2 separate regions of the Homo sapiens genome follow, and region 1 is linked to region 2. A link is a contact called in ENCODE Hi-C or POLR2A ChIA-PET data. All regions are on one chromosome and are shown on one strand. Each heading gives the region's core, a stretch centred on a gene start or an enhancer-like site at or near the end of the contact. The rest is flanking DNA. Distances are from core to core; before and after follow the strand shown.

What was found. A loop is a pair of places that touch in the nucleus more often than their neighbours do. ChIA-PET counts read pairs that join two places held with the same protein, here RNA polymerase II (POLR2A). Pooled maps may share reads with other maps.
Region 1: a pooled map shows a loop between it and region 2 (2.0-fold over the local background). The contact joins two enhancer-like sites. A Hi-C loop is called at or near these places in 1 of 50 pooled maps. POLR2A ChIA-PET finds 5 or more read pairs at or near these places in 7 of 52 experiments (B cell, BJ, Caco-2 and 4 more).

What each region holds. Positions count from the first base shown.
Region 1 is chr19:37,926,916-37,933,367 of GRCh38, forward strand. The region is part of intron 1 of SIPA1L3 (signal induced proliferation associated 1 like 3); the gene reads left to right. Among named protein-coding and RNA genes, the nearest start is that of SIPA1L3, 23 kb to the left of the region's middle. RefSeq lists an enhancer at 5,981-6,452. Within about 2 kb of position 1,286, at least 5 of the 41 ENCODE cell types and tissues checked have a DNase peak (open chromatin) inside an H3K27ac peak, as active enhancers do.
Region 2 is chr19:38,239,823-38,246,366 of GRCh38, forward strand. No RefSeq gene overlaps it. Among named protein-coding and RNA genes, the nearest start is that of PPP1R14A, 13 kb to the right of the region's middle. RefSeq lists an enhancer at 4,422-5,298. Within about 2 kb of position 4,194, at least 5 of the 41 ENCODE cell types and tissues checked have a DNase peak (open chromatin) inside an H3K27ac peak, as active enhancers do.

The sequences.
Region 1 (6,452 bases), core at 36-2,535, 320 kb before region 2:
AACCCTGGAAGATATTATTCTCCCTTTGCAGATGAGGTAACTAAATTTGAATAACTTGTTCAAGGTCAGGCAGCTAAAAAAAGGTGGTGGCATGATTTTTTTTTTTTTAGATTCAGAGGGTACATGTGAAGGTTTGTTACATGAGTATATTGTGTGATGCTGAGGTTTGGGGTACAGATCCTGTCACTCAAATAGTGAACAGAGTACCCAATAGGTAGATTTTCTTTTCCTTTTTTTTTTTTTTTTGAGATGGAGTCTCGCTCTGTCACCCAGGGTGGAGTGTAGTGGCGCAATTTCAGCTCAGTGCAACCTCCGCCTCCCGGGTTTAAGCAATTCTCCCTACCTCAGCCTCCCGAGTAGCTGGGATTACAGGTGCCTCCACCAACCATGCCCGGCTAAACTTTTTTGTATTTTTTAGTAGAGATTGGATTTTGCCTTGTTGGACAGGCTGGTCTTGAACTCCTGACCTCAGGTGATCCACCCACCTTGGTCTCCCAAAGTGCTGGGATTACAGGCGTGAGCCACTGCGCCTAGCCCCCAGTAGGTAGATTTTCAACCCTTGCCCCATTCCTTCTTGGTTTTTGGAATTCTCAGTGTCTGTTGTTCGTGTGTGTGTGTGTGTGTGTGTGTGTGTGTGTGTGTGTGTACGTACCCAATGTTTAGCTCCCACTTAGAAGTAAGAACATGGGGTGTGTGTGTATATGCAATGTTTAGCTCCCACTTAGAATAAGAACATGGGGTGTGTGTGTGTGTGTGTGTGTGTGTGTGTGTGTGTGTATGCAATGTTTAGCTCTCACTTGTAAGAACATGGGGTGTGTGTGTGTGTGTGTGTACGTGTACGCAATGTTTAGCATCCCACTTAGAAGTAAGAACATTGGATATTTGGTTTTCTGTTTGTGCATTCATTCACTTAGGATAATGGCCTCCAGCTACATCCATGTTGCTGCAATAGACATGATTTCATTCTTGTTTAATGGCTGTGTAGTATTCCATGGTATATATGTACCACATTATCTTTGTCCAGTCCGCTGTTGATGGGCATCCGGGTTGATTCCCTGGCTTTGTGGGTTGATTCACATGCTATCGTGAAGAGTGCTGCGATGAACGTAGGAGTGCAGGTGTCGTTTGGTAGAATGGTTCCTTTTCCTTTGGGTAGATACCCAGAAATGGGATTGCTGGGTCGAACGGTAATTCTATTTTTAGTTCTTTGAGGAATCTTCAAACTGCTTTCCCCAGTGGCTGAGCTAATTTACATTCCCACCAACAGTGTATCAGCATGGTGACGTGATTTGGATTCAGGCAGTCTGACTCCAGAGCTGTATCTTAACTCTAAAGCTCTGTGTGCTACTGCAGTGGTTTTCAAACCCGAGCAAGACCAGGTGTGGTGGCTCACATCTGTAATCCCAGCACTCTGGGAGGCCGAGGCAGGTGGATCATTTGAGGCCAGGAGTTCGAGGCCAGCCTGGGCAACATGGTAAAACCCCATCTCTACTAAAAATGCAAAAATTAGCCGGGTGTGGTGGCACATACCTGTGGTCCCAGCTATTCGAGAGGCTGAGGCAGGAGAATTGCTTGAACCTGGGAGGCTCTGAGAGGTTGCAGTGAGCCAAGATCATGCCACTGCACTCCAGCCTGCGCAACAGAATGAGTGAGACTCCGTCTCAAAAAAAACAAAAAACCCTAGCAAGGATCAGAATCCCCAGAGGGCTAGGTAAAACACAGATTGCTGGGCCCCATCTGATTCTGTAAGTTCCTGATTCTGTAAGTCTAGCTTGAGAATTTGCATTTTGTGGTGACACTGGTGCCCCTGGTCCAGGAAGCACGTTTTGAGAACCATGAGCTACTGTAATAGGAAGCCCAAATGAAATTGGCCTGAAATAACGAGATTTATGATCTCATATAACAAAGAAGCCTGTAGGTAGGCAGCACAGCAGCACAGGAGTTGACTAAGCAGTTCCACAATGCCTGCAGGGACCCCATCCCTCTCCTTCAAGCCACTCTGCCATCCATGGTGTGTCTCCTGTGTCCCTAGGCTCCCTGCATGGCCACAAGATGACTGCCAAGGCTCCAGTTGGCACACACTGACAGTGCCACATCCAGCAGCAGAAAGAGGGCATCTCTCACTTGCTGTGTATCTCTTTAAGAGTGAGGAAACCTTTCATTGATTCCCTGCCTCCCAGATTTCCCTCATATCTCATTGGCCAGCATGGTGATATGTGACCCTGCCCAGAGAAACCAGCCAAGGGCCAATTAGGATTGACCCTCTGGGGCTGGGGCTGGGGCTGGGGCTGGAGCCGGGGCCAGCCTTACCTGAAGTAGGTAGCACAGGGAGGAGAGTGGCTACAGGAATGAAATCAGAGTACCATTTAGGAAAGGACTGGGAAAGGGGGAGGGATATTGGGTAGGCAGACAATTGGTTTTGCTGCAGAAATAAGTGGAACACAGGGAAAGCATAATGCCCATGCATTTTTGTCATCGTGCTTACCAGCTTTGTTTTGTAATTACCTGAATCAGGACTTAGCTTTTTGTTCTCTAATCATGCCCACCTTTGAAACTGTGCACAAAGTCCCAGTACCACAAGAACTCTGAATCTTGTTGGAATACCAAGTATTCTGTCTGGCAATTCAGGGAAACTTGAGTTGGGTGATGAGGCAGCAGTCTGAAGGTTAGAGTGCGAGGTCTTTGAGAGCACTCACTCACTCTGCCCAGAAACACCTGGGTCTCACCCATCTCTCTGCTCCTGACTCCCTCCCCCCTCCTCCTACCCTTCCTTGCAAAGGCTGTTTCCCCCTCTGAGGGCTGTTCTTGGATGAAAGGAGAGGATGCCAGTCAAGTGCTTACCCCCAGGGGCCAGCGCATGGTAAGTACTTAAGAACGTGGCCTCTGCTATTAACATATTAAATGTGACTTTTTATGTATGTATGTCTGTATCTATGTATGTATGTATGTGTTTGTTGTTTTTAGAGACAGTCTTGTTCTGTCACCCAGGCTAGAGTGCAGTGGTGTAATCATGGCTCACTGCAGCCTTGATCTCCTGGGCTCAAGCAATCCTCCCGCCTCAACCTCCCATGTGGCTGGGACCACAGGTGCATGCCACCGTGCCTGGCAAATTTTTTTTTTTTTTTTTTAGTTGGAGTCTCACTCTGTTTCCCAGGCTGGAGTGCAGTGGCGCGATCTCGGCTCACTGCAACCTCTGACTCCCTGGTTCAAGCGATTCTCCTGCCTCAGCCTCCCGAGTAGCTGGGACTACGGGCGCCCGCCACCACACCCGGCTATTTTGTATTTTTAGTAGAGACGGGGTTTCACTGTGTTAGTCTCGATCTCCTGACCTCATGATCCTCCCACCTTGGCCTCCCAAAGTGCTGGGATTACAGGCGTGAGCCACCGTGCCCAGCCCATGCCTGGCTAATTTTTTAATCATTCATAGAGACGAGGTCTCACTTTGTTGCCCAGGCTGGTCTCGAACTCCTGGGGCTCAAGCGATCCTCCCACTTCAGCCTCCCAAAGTGCTGAGATTACAGGTGTGAGCCACCGTGCCCAGCATAAATGTGACTTATAATAAATATTTTATAATCCTGCACCCCCTTACCAAAAAAAATCTATGAAGAGTGACCATCCCTTTTGCAGACTGAAATTTCCTGAGGATACCTGTTGCTACTGCTCGTGGCCACACTGTAAAGCCATTGCCCTTTGAGATTGCAAAGGGCTGAGGAATGCAGTGTGGGCTCTGAGCCAGACTGCTGAGTGCAAGTTCTTGATCCATCTTGGGCTCCCTGTTTTACTTTGGGCAAGCCACTTAGCCTTGCATGTCTTAGTTTCCGTATCTGTAAGGTGGAGCTGGTAATGGTACTGTCCTCCTAGGTTGTTGGGAGGATTCGAATGCATCAAAGCACGTGACATGCTTAGACACCCCTCCCCCCCAACCCCCAACAGCACCCGACCCAAAGCAGCACTCATACAATATGTATCAGCTAATCTTTGAATATTCTGTGCCAGTTCATTCACAGGGGACTATAAGCTCCCTGTGGGCAGGATTTATGTGGTTTTTGTTTACTACTGTGTCCCAGTGCCTGACTCAGAATAGACATTGTTTACATTTGTGTGTGTGGATGAAAAGAAGGATGGTAAGAGCCTTTCTTAATTTCTTTTCCTTCAGCTGCCTGGAATTTAAACTCTGACCTGAGCTGATTACTCGGTATTTTGAAGGAATAAAGTGGACCTGACTGACTCTGAGGGCAGCATGTGATAAGTGCAGCTGATTGTTGAGCATTTTTGTGAGCCACAAGCATAGTGCTCACCATAAAGATCTCACTTGGCCAGGCACAGTGGCTCATGCCTGTAATCCCAGCGCTTTGGGAGGCTGAGGAGGGAGGATCGCTTGAAGCTAGGAGTTTAAGACCAGCCTGGACAACACAGTGAGACCCTTGTCTCTACAAAAATAATAATAAAGCTCTCACTGACTCTTCATCCCATTTCATAGATGAGGAAACTGAGGCCCAGTGGGAGCACCTGCTTCTTCTTACAAGAGGAGATCTAAAGTAGTGGTTAAGGCCGGCCGCGGTGGCTCATGCCTGTAATCCCAGCACTTTGGGAGACCAAGTCAGGTGGACCTCCTGAGGTTGAGAGTTCAAGACCAGCGTGGCTAACATGTTGAAACTCCGTCTTTAATAAAAATAAAAAAAAAAGTAGCTGGGTGTGATGGTGCACGCCTGTAATCCCAGCTACTTGGGAGGCTGAGGCAGGAGAATCCCTTGAATCCAGAAGGCGGAGGTTGCAGTGAGCTGAGATCGCATCACTGCACTCCATCCAGCCTGGGTGACAGAGCAAGACTCTGTCTCAAAATAAAATAAAATAAATAAATAAAGTAGTGGGTAAAAACTGGAACCTTGGAGCTCCTCTGCTTGGGTTAGATCCCCACCCCAGCACTTTCTTCCTGTGTGACCTCCAGCCTATGACTTATTCGTTGAACTTCTCATCTGTAAAATAAGAATGCTGATAGTTCCTCCTTAGAGGGTCGCTGTGAGGGTTAGGAGAGAGAATTCATATGTAGCACTTAGAACAGCGCCTTGTGCAGTGAGCATTCCGGTTGTGGTTGTTATTATTAGCCAGCCAAAGCCGTTCAGTTGTGCTTCCAAAGCTGGCTGGAAGAGTCCAGCGACCGTGTTTAATCATTAAGCTGCATTGCCTCTGTGAGCTAGTGCCTCCTCTGCACGGGCCAAGGAGCCCGCCTTTAGATTGTACGGTTCTGAATGAAGCATCCAGGCGCAAGCTCAGGGCAGGGGACGGTGTGGGCACAAGTCCAGCCCTGGCTCTGTCAGTGAACAGGTGGCCTGTGCCTGAATCCGAGGTAATAGGCGAGCCGCCTTTGTTACCTTTGAGCTTTCTTTCAAGCCCATTCAGACTCCTCAGACCACGTGTCTGATGAGTAAGGAGGCCTTTTCTTTCCCTCCCCCAAAGGGAATGTTGGCAAAACAGCTTTCTTTGGGAACGCGCCTGTTCACGACGACCAGCCATCTCCTGGGGAACTCCGGTGGCTGGCTGGCGTGTTCCTGCGGCTGTTGAATAAGTCGCTGTTAGGAGCTGGCACGGCAGGTTCCCGTTTCCGCATTCCAGGCACCCACAGCGGGCTGGGGGCGGGCACCACTGAGGTCGGCCTGGAGAGCCAAGGCAGGTGGCCTCGCCCTGGGAGGACCAGGGACAGGAGGAGTCCACCTGGGGCTCCCCTGACAGCCACCTGCCCACTTTGTGATCAGAGCCGTGTTCGGGGAGTCTTTCAGGTGAGCGATATTCATTAAATTTGGCAGTGACTTGCAGAGAAAGTTCATCATGTTTCTTCCTCTCCGGAGTTAGACAGTTAGCTTTTTTTGTTTTCTCTTTTTTTCCCCCCTCTTCTCCCTGAAATGTTTACCTGTCTGCTCCTAACTGTGAAGAAAGAGTGGGCCGGGTGTTGACGGACTGAGAAAAATGGAGGACATTTCTCCCAAGAGAAGGAATCGGTGACTCTTTTAGTGAGTTGAGCTCCTGCTGGATGCAGACTTCTGTGCCGGGGCTGGGGGCGATCCCAGCCTGGTGTAGATGAGCTCTGTGGTCTCGCCTGAGTCCGCTTTCCTCTCTGGGCCTCAGTTTCCTCTTCTTGTGAAATGGGAACTAGCAGCAGTGCCCAATGAGTCATCTATGTAAACTGCTTCAAGCCTGGGCACTGAGCGGTGCTCAAGTCCCCCCTCCCCAACCCCAGGCCCCCATTTTCCCTGTGTGACCTCATCTGTGACCTCTCAGCTGCTTGCTTGCTGTACCCCAGCTGCACTGGCCTCCTGCTGTTCCTCCCTCGGAGACTTTGCCCTGGCTGTTCCCTCTGCCTGCAACACTTCCCCTAGAATTCCCCAGCGCCGCCTCCCTCCCTCCTTCCCTCAAGTCTCTGTTCAGATGTCACCTTCTCCATGAGGCCTCTCTCC
Region 2 (6,544 bases), core at 2,944-5,443:
GAGCTGAGATCACGCCATTGCACTCTAGCCTGGGCAACAAGAGCAAAACTCCATCTCAAAAGAAAAAAGAAAGAAAGAAAGCATTCAGGGGAGTGGGAGCCAGTGTTGCACCGGATGTAGCTGAGAGGTCAAGACAAGCAGGAGGTGTGATGTTGGACCCAACACCATGGGGACCCCGACAAGAGCATTTCCAGAGTAGGAACAGCAAGATGTGAACATTTGATTGGAAATGGTGTAAGAGAGAACTGAGAACGTCTCTTGTGAGAAATTTTGCTGTAAAAGGAAACGGAGAAATGGGGCTGGAGCTGGAGGAAGTCCAGAGAGTTTTTGTTGTGATTTTGTTTTAATGTGGAAGAAGTGACGATGTGTCTGTGTGCCCGTGGGAATGAGTACGTGGGGGCTGGGGACCTGCTGGAGCAATGACCTTCAGGAAGCAAGAGAAAATGGGGAAAATAGGCCAGGCACGGTGGCTCAATTTGGGAGGCCGAGGTGGGCAGATCACTTCAGCCCAGGAGCTCGAGACCAGCCTGGGCAACATGGCAAAACCCCGTCTCTACAAAAAAAAAAAAAAAAAAAAAAAAGGTAGCCGGGCATGATGGCACGTGCCTGTAATCCCAGCTACTACTTGGGAGGTTAAGGTGGGAGGATCATCTGAGCCCGAGGAGGTTGAGGTTTCAGGGAGCCATGATGGTGCCACTGCACTCCAGCCTGGGTGACAGAGACCCCATCTCAAAAAAGAAAAAAAAAAAAAAGAAAATGGGGGAAATCCCCAAGGGGGGTGACGTTAGAGACAGCTGATCCATCCCAACAGGACCCAAAAGCACTTACCAGCACAGAAGCCAGGAGGTGGGGCAGTCGGCAGGAGACGAGGGAATTAGGGTGTTCTCTTCTAGTGAAGCTTGTGAGCAAGGATGGGGAAAGGAGAGAGACACACTTGGAACCCTCACTATGAGCAAGGGAGGTATGGAGCGTGGCTCCCACCCCAGTGGACGCCTGGAGGGGAGGGTCAGGAATTTAAAGTGAAAACTTGTGTTTCCTCCAACCATGCTAACCAATGAGGGCACACACTTGCAGAAGACAGAGAGTTGCCAGCACTTTGGGAGGCCTAGGGGGGCGGATCACCTGAGGTCAGGAGTTCGAGACCAGCCAGGACAATATGGCAAAACCCCATCTCTACTAAAAATACAAAAATTAGCCGGGCATGGTGGCACACGCTTGTAATCCAGCTACTTAGGAGGCTGACGCACAAGAATCACTTGAACCCGGAAAGCAGAGATTATAGTGAGTCAAGATTGCGCCACTGCACTCCAGCCTGGGCAAAAAGAGTGAGACTCTGTCTCAAAGAAAAAAAATACAAGGGGAAGGGAATGAGACACCACCTTTTGATGGGAGAGTGAGAAATAATTTGGCATGTCACAGTGATATTCTCTTCCATTTTCCATAATCAACTCCATTGGTGTTTTTTGTTGTTTTTTTTGTGTTTTTTGAGACGGAGTCTCCATCTGTCACCCAGGCTGGAGTGCAGTGGTGTGATCCCGGCTCACTGCAACCTCCACCTCCCGGGTTCAAGCAATTCTCCTGCCTCAGCCTCCCGAGTAGCTGGGATTACAGGTGCATGCCACCACGTCCTGCTAATTTTTTGTATTTTAGTAGAGACGGGGTTTCACCGTCTTGCCCAGGCTGGTCTCAAACTCTTGAGCTCAAGCAATCCACCTGCCTCGGCCTCCCAAAGTGCTAGGATTACAGGTGTGAGCCACTGCGCCCAGCCAACTCAATTGTTATACTCTACATTTAGGTCTTTATTCTATCTGGAGTCTATTTTTGTATGTGCTGCTACATAGGGACACTTTAGTAGGATTATTTTTAAATTTTTTAAAAAATTTCAATAGTTTTGGGGTACAGGTGGTTTTTGGTTACATGGATAAGCTCTTTTTTTTTTTTTTTTTTTGAGATGGAGTCTTGCTTTGTCACCCAGGCTGGAGTGCAGTGGCGCGATCTCGGCTCACTGCAAGCTCCGCCTCCCGGGTTCATGCCGTTCTCCTGCCTCAGCCTCCTGAGTAGCTGGGACTACAGGCGCCCGCCACCATGCCTGGCTAATTTTTTTGTATTTTTAATAGAGACGGGGTTTCAACATATTAGCCAGGATGGTCTCAATCTCCTGACTTCGTGATCCACCCGCCTCGGCCTCCCAAAGTGCTGGGATTACAGGCGTGAGCCACCGCGCCTGGCATGGATAAGTTCTTTAGTGGTGACTTCTGAGATTTTAGTGCACTTGTCACTGGAAGAGTGTACACTGTATCCAGTATGTAGTCTTTATCCCTCACCACCTCCCAACCTTCCCTGCCCCAAGTCCCAGAGTCCATTATATCATTCTTATGCCATTGTGTCCTCATACCTTAGCTCCCGCTTACAAGTGAGAACATACGGTTTGTGGTTTTCCATTCCTCAGTTACTTTACTTAGAATAATGGCCTCCAAGGCTGGGCGCGGTGGCTCACGCCTGTAATCCCAGCACTTTGGGAGGCCAAGGTGGGTGGATCACATGAGGTCAGGAGTTCGAGACCAGCCTGACCAATATGATGAAACCCCTTCTCTACTAAAAATACAAAAAAATTAGCCGGGCGTGGTGGTTCATGCCTGTAATCCCAACTACTCAAGAGGCTGAGGCAGGAGAATTGCTTGAACCCAAGCGGCACAATCTCGGCTCACTGCAACCTCCGCCTCCTGGGTTCAAGCAATTCTCCTGCCTCAGCCTCCCAAGTAGCTGTGATTACAGGCATGCACCACTACACTCTGCTAATTTTTGTATTTTTACTAGACATGGGGTTTCACCATGTTGGTTAGGCTGGTCTCGATCGCCTAACCTCAGGTGATCCACCCGCCTCAGCCTCCCAAAGTTCATCTGGAATTTTGATGAAGATTGCTGTGGGCGGGCACAGTGGGCAGCAGCGAGACTTCGTCTAAGGAAAAAAAAATTAGGTGTGATGACACGTGCCTGTAGTCCTAGTTACTTGGGAGGCTGAGGTGGGAGGATCACCTGAGCTCAGGAGTTTGAGGGTGCAGTGAGCTATGATGGTTCCACTGCACTCCAGCCTGGGCAACAGAGTGAGACCGTGTCTCAAAAAAAAGTTCTGCCCATCAACCAATGAGTGCATAAAGGAAATGTGGTACATATACAGCCGTTAAAAGGAATGAAATCATGTATTTTGCAGCCACTTGGATGGAGCTGGAGACATTATTCTTTTTTTTGTTTGTTTGAGAGGAAGGTCTTGCTCTGTGGCCCAGGCCAGAGTGCAATGGCAGGATCTCGGCTCACTGCAAACTCTTGGGCAGATCATGAGGTCAGGAGTTCGAGACCAGCCTGACCAACATGTCGAAACCCCGTCTCTACTAAAAATACAAAAATTAGCCGGGCATGGTGGCGCGTGCCTGAAATCCCAGCTACTGAGGAGGCTGAGGCAGGAGAATCGCTTGAACCCGGGAGGCGGAGATTGCATTGAGCCGAGATCATGCCACTGCACTCCAGCCTCAGTGACAGAGCGATTCTCAGTCTCAAAACAAACAAACAAACAAAAACCACTTCAAGCCGGGCATGATGCGGGTGCCTGTAGTCCCAGGTACTCAGGAGGCTGAAGCAGGTAGGATCGCTTGAACTCAGGATTTCGAGGCTGCAGTGAGCTATCATAGTGCTGCTGTGCTCCAGCCTGGGCGACAGAGCAAGACCCCTTTCTAAAAAAAAAAAAAAAAAAAAAAAAAAAAGATAAGATATGAAAACAAAACAGCCGGGTGCGGTGGCTCACGCTTGTAATCCCAGCACTTTGGGAGGCCGAGGTGAGTGGATTACCTGACGTCAGGAGTTTGAGACCAGCCTGACTAATATGGTGAAATCCCGTCTCTACTAAAAATACAAAAATTAGCCAGGCATGGTGGCGCGTGTGTAGTCCCAGCTACTCAGGAGGCTGAGGCAGGAGAATCGCTTGAACCTGGGAGGTGGAAGTTGCAGTGAGCCGAGATCGCGCCATTGCGCTCCAGCATGGGGGACAAGAGCAAAAACTCTGTCTCAAAAAACAAACAAAGAAACAAAACAGAAAAAGTAAAAAGGAGAAACGAAAATTAAAAAAAAAAAACAAAACAAAGAAATAAAATAAAATAAAACCAATTCACATAGCCACGAGGGGGCGCTGAGGCCTCACGTCCACACGTAGAGGGCTGCGGTGCTTGGAGACAACGTGGCCACCTGGGAGTACGGTTCTTGGGCAAGCGCCTACTGTGCGCCCGGCGCCGTTCTACACAGGAACACAGCGCTTTTCAAGGTAGGCGAGGAGCTAATATTCTGAAGATGGTGGTGGGGGGCGGTGAACAGACAATAGAATAGACAGACCAGAGTGTAATATTTTTTTTTTTGAGATAGGGTGTTGCTGTGTTTCCCAGGCTGGAGTGCAGTGGTGCAATCATAGCTCACTGCAGCCTCAAACTCCTGGGCTCAAGCAATACTCCCACCTCAGCCTCCAGAGTAACTAAGAACACAGGCATGCACCACCACGTCTAGCTAATTTTATTTTTTGTAGAGACAGGGTCTCCCCTGGGCTGGTCTGGAACTCCTGGCCTCAAGTGATCCTCCTACCTCGGCCACTCAACGTGCTAGGATTACAGGCATGAGCCACCACGCCTGGCCAATAAATTCTATAAAAAAATAAATAAATCAGCAGGGCACGGTGGCTCACACCTGTTATCTCAGCACTTTGGGAGGCCGAGACAGGTGGATCATGAGGTCAGGAGTTCAAGACCAGGCTGGCCAGGATGGTGAAACCCTGTCTCTACTAAAAATACAAAGAAATTAGCTGGGCGTGGTGGCAGGTGCCTATAATCCCAGCTACTCGGGAGGCTGAAGCAGAGAATTGCTTGAACCCAGGAGGTGGAGGTTGCATTGAGTAGGGATCATGCCACTGCACTCCAGCTTGGGCAACAGAGTGAGACTCCGTCTCCAAAAAAATTAAAATCAATCAATCGATCGATCGGTCAAGTGACAGGATAGTGACTGAGGGTGCTCCTTAGATTAGGTGCTGCAGAACACCTCTCTGAGATGACATCTACATGATGGTGAGGATGAGAGAAACACGGGGAGAACTGCAGGCAGAGGCAATGTGGCCACGGGTCATGGAGGGGCCGGTAGGTGGGTCTGAGGACGGGAGAGAAGCTGGTGTGGGTGAGGGTCAGACAGCAGAGGGCTGAAGGCAGGAAGGTGACAGGGCGCAGTGTGGCCAGGAGGACTACCAAGGAAAGGCTGTGAAAAGTGGTGACTGTGAAAAGTGGTGACATGAAATGTCTTCAGGATGGGTTTTAATTTTTTATTTATTTAGTTTTTTTGAGACGGAGTCTCGCTCTGTCACCCAGGCTGGAATGCAGTGGCGCGATCTCCACTCACGGCAAGCTCCGCCTCCTGGGTTCACTCCATTCTCCTGCCTCAGCCTCCTGAGTAGCTGGGAGTACAGGCACCTGTCACCACGCCCGGCTAATTGTTTTGTATTTTTAGTAGAGGCGGGGTTTCACCTTGTTAGCCAGGATGGTCTCGATCACCTGACCTTGTGATCCGCCCGCCTCGGCCTCCCAGTGTTGGGATTACAGGCGTGAGCCACTGGGCCCTGCCTCCCCGCCCCCCGCCCCGAGACGGAGTCTCGCTCTGTCGCCCAGACTGGAGTGCAGTGGCATGATCTCGGCTCACTTCAACCTCTGCCTCCCAGATTCAAGCAATTCTCCTGCCTCAGCCTCTGGAATGGTTGGGACTACAGGCATGCACCACCACATCCGGCTAATTTTTTTTTTCTGTATTTTTAGTAGACACGGGGTTCCACCACATTGGCCAGGCTGGTCTCGAACTCCTGACCTCAGGTGATCCTCCTGACTCGGCCTCCCAAATTGCTGGGATGACAGGCATGAGCCAGCACACCTGGCCCAGGGTAAGTTGTTAAATGGCCGGCAAGGTGTCTCACGCCTGTCATCCCTGCACTTTGAGAGACTGAGGCGGGAGGATCACTTGAGCTCAGGAGTTTGAGAACAGCTTGACCAACATAGTGAGACCTCATCTCTACAGAATATTTAAAAATTATCTGGGCATAGTGGTGCACACCTATAGTCCCAGCTATGTGGGAGGCTAAGGCAGGCGGCTTGCTTGAGCCCAGGAATTAGAGGCTGCAGTAAGTTATGATTGCACCATTGCATTCCAGCCGGGGTGACAGAGTGAGACTGTCTCTAAAAAAAAGTAAAATTAAAAAAAGCAAAGAGTAATGTTCGGAATGTCTGCCTTGTTGGTACAAAAGGGGTGACTAGAACATAGCTTCACACTTGTTTGTATTTGCAGAAAAAAATATTGCAGTAATACTAAGAAATTGATTTTCTTTTTAAAATGGTAACCTTTGGAGGAAAGAGGAAGAGAGAACAGGGTGGATGGAGGTTAGGGTGAGAGTGAGAAAAGGCGTTGTCTGGCTGCTGAGTGGGAAACGGACCACAGACGGTGGGAGGCAAGGAGCCAGCTGGGTGGGGAGGCT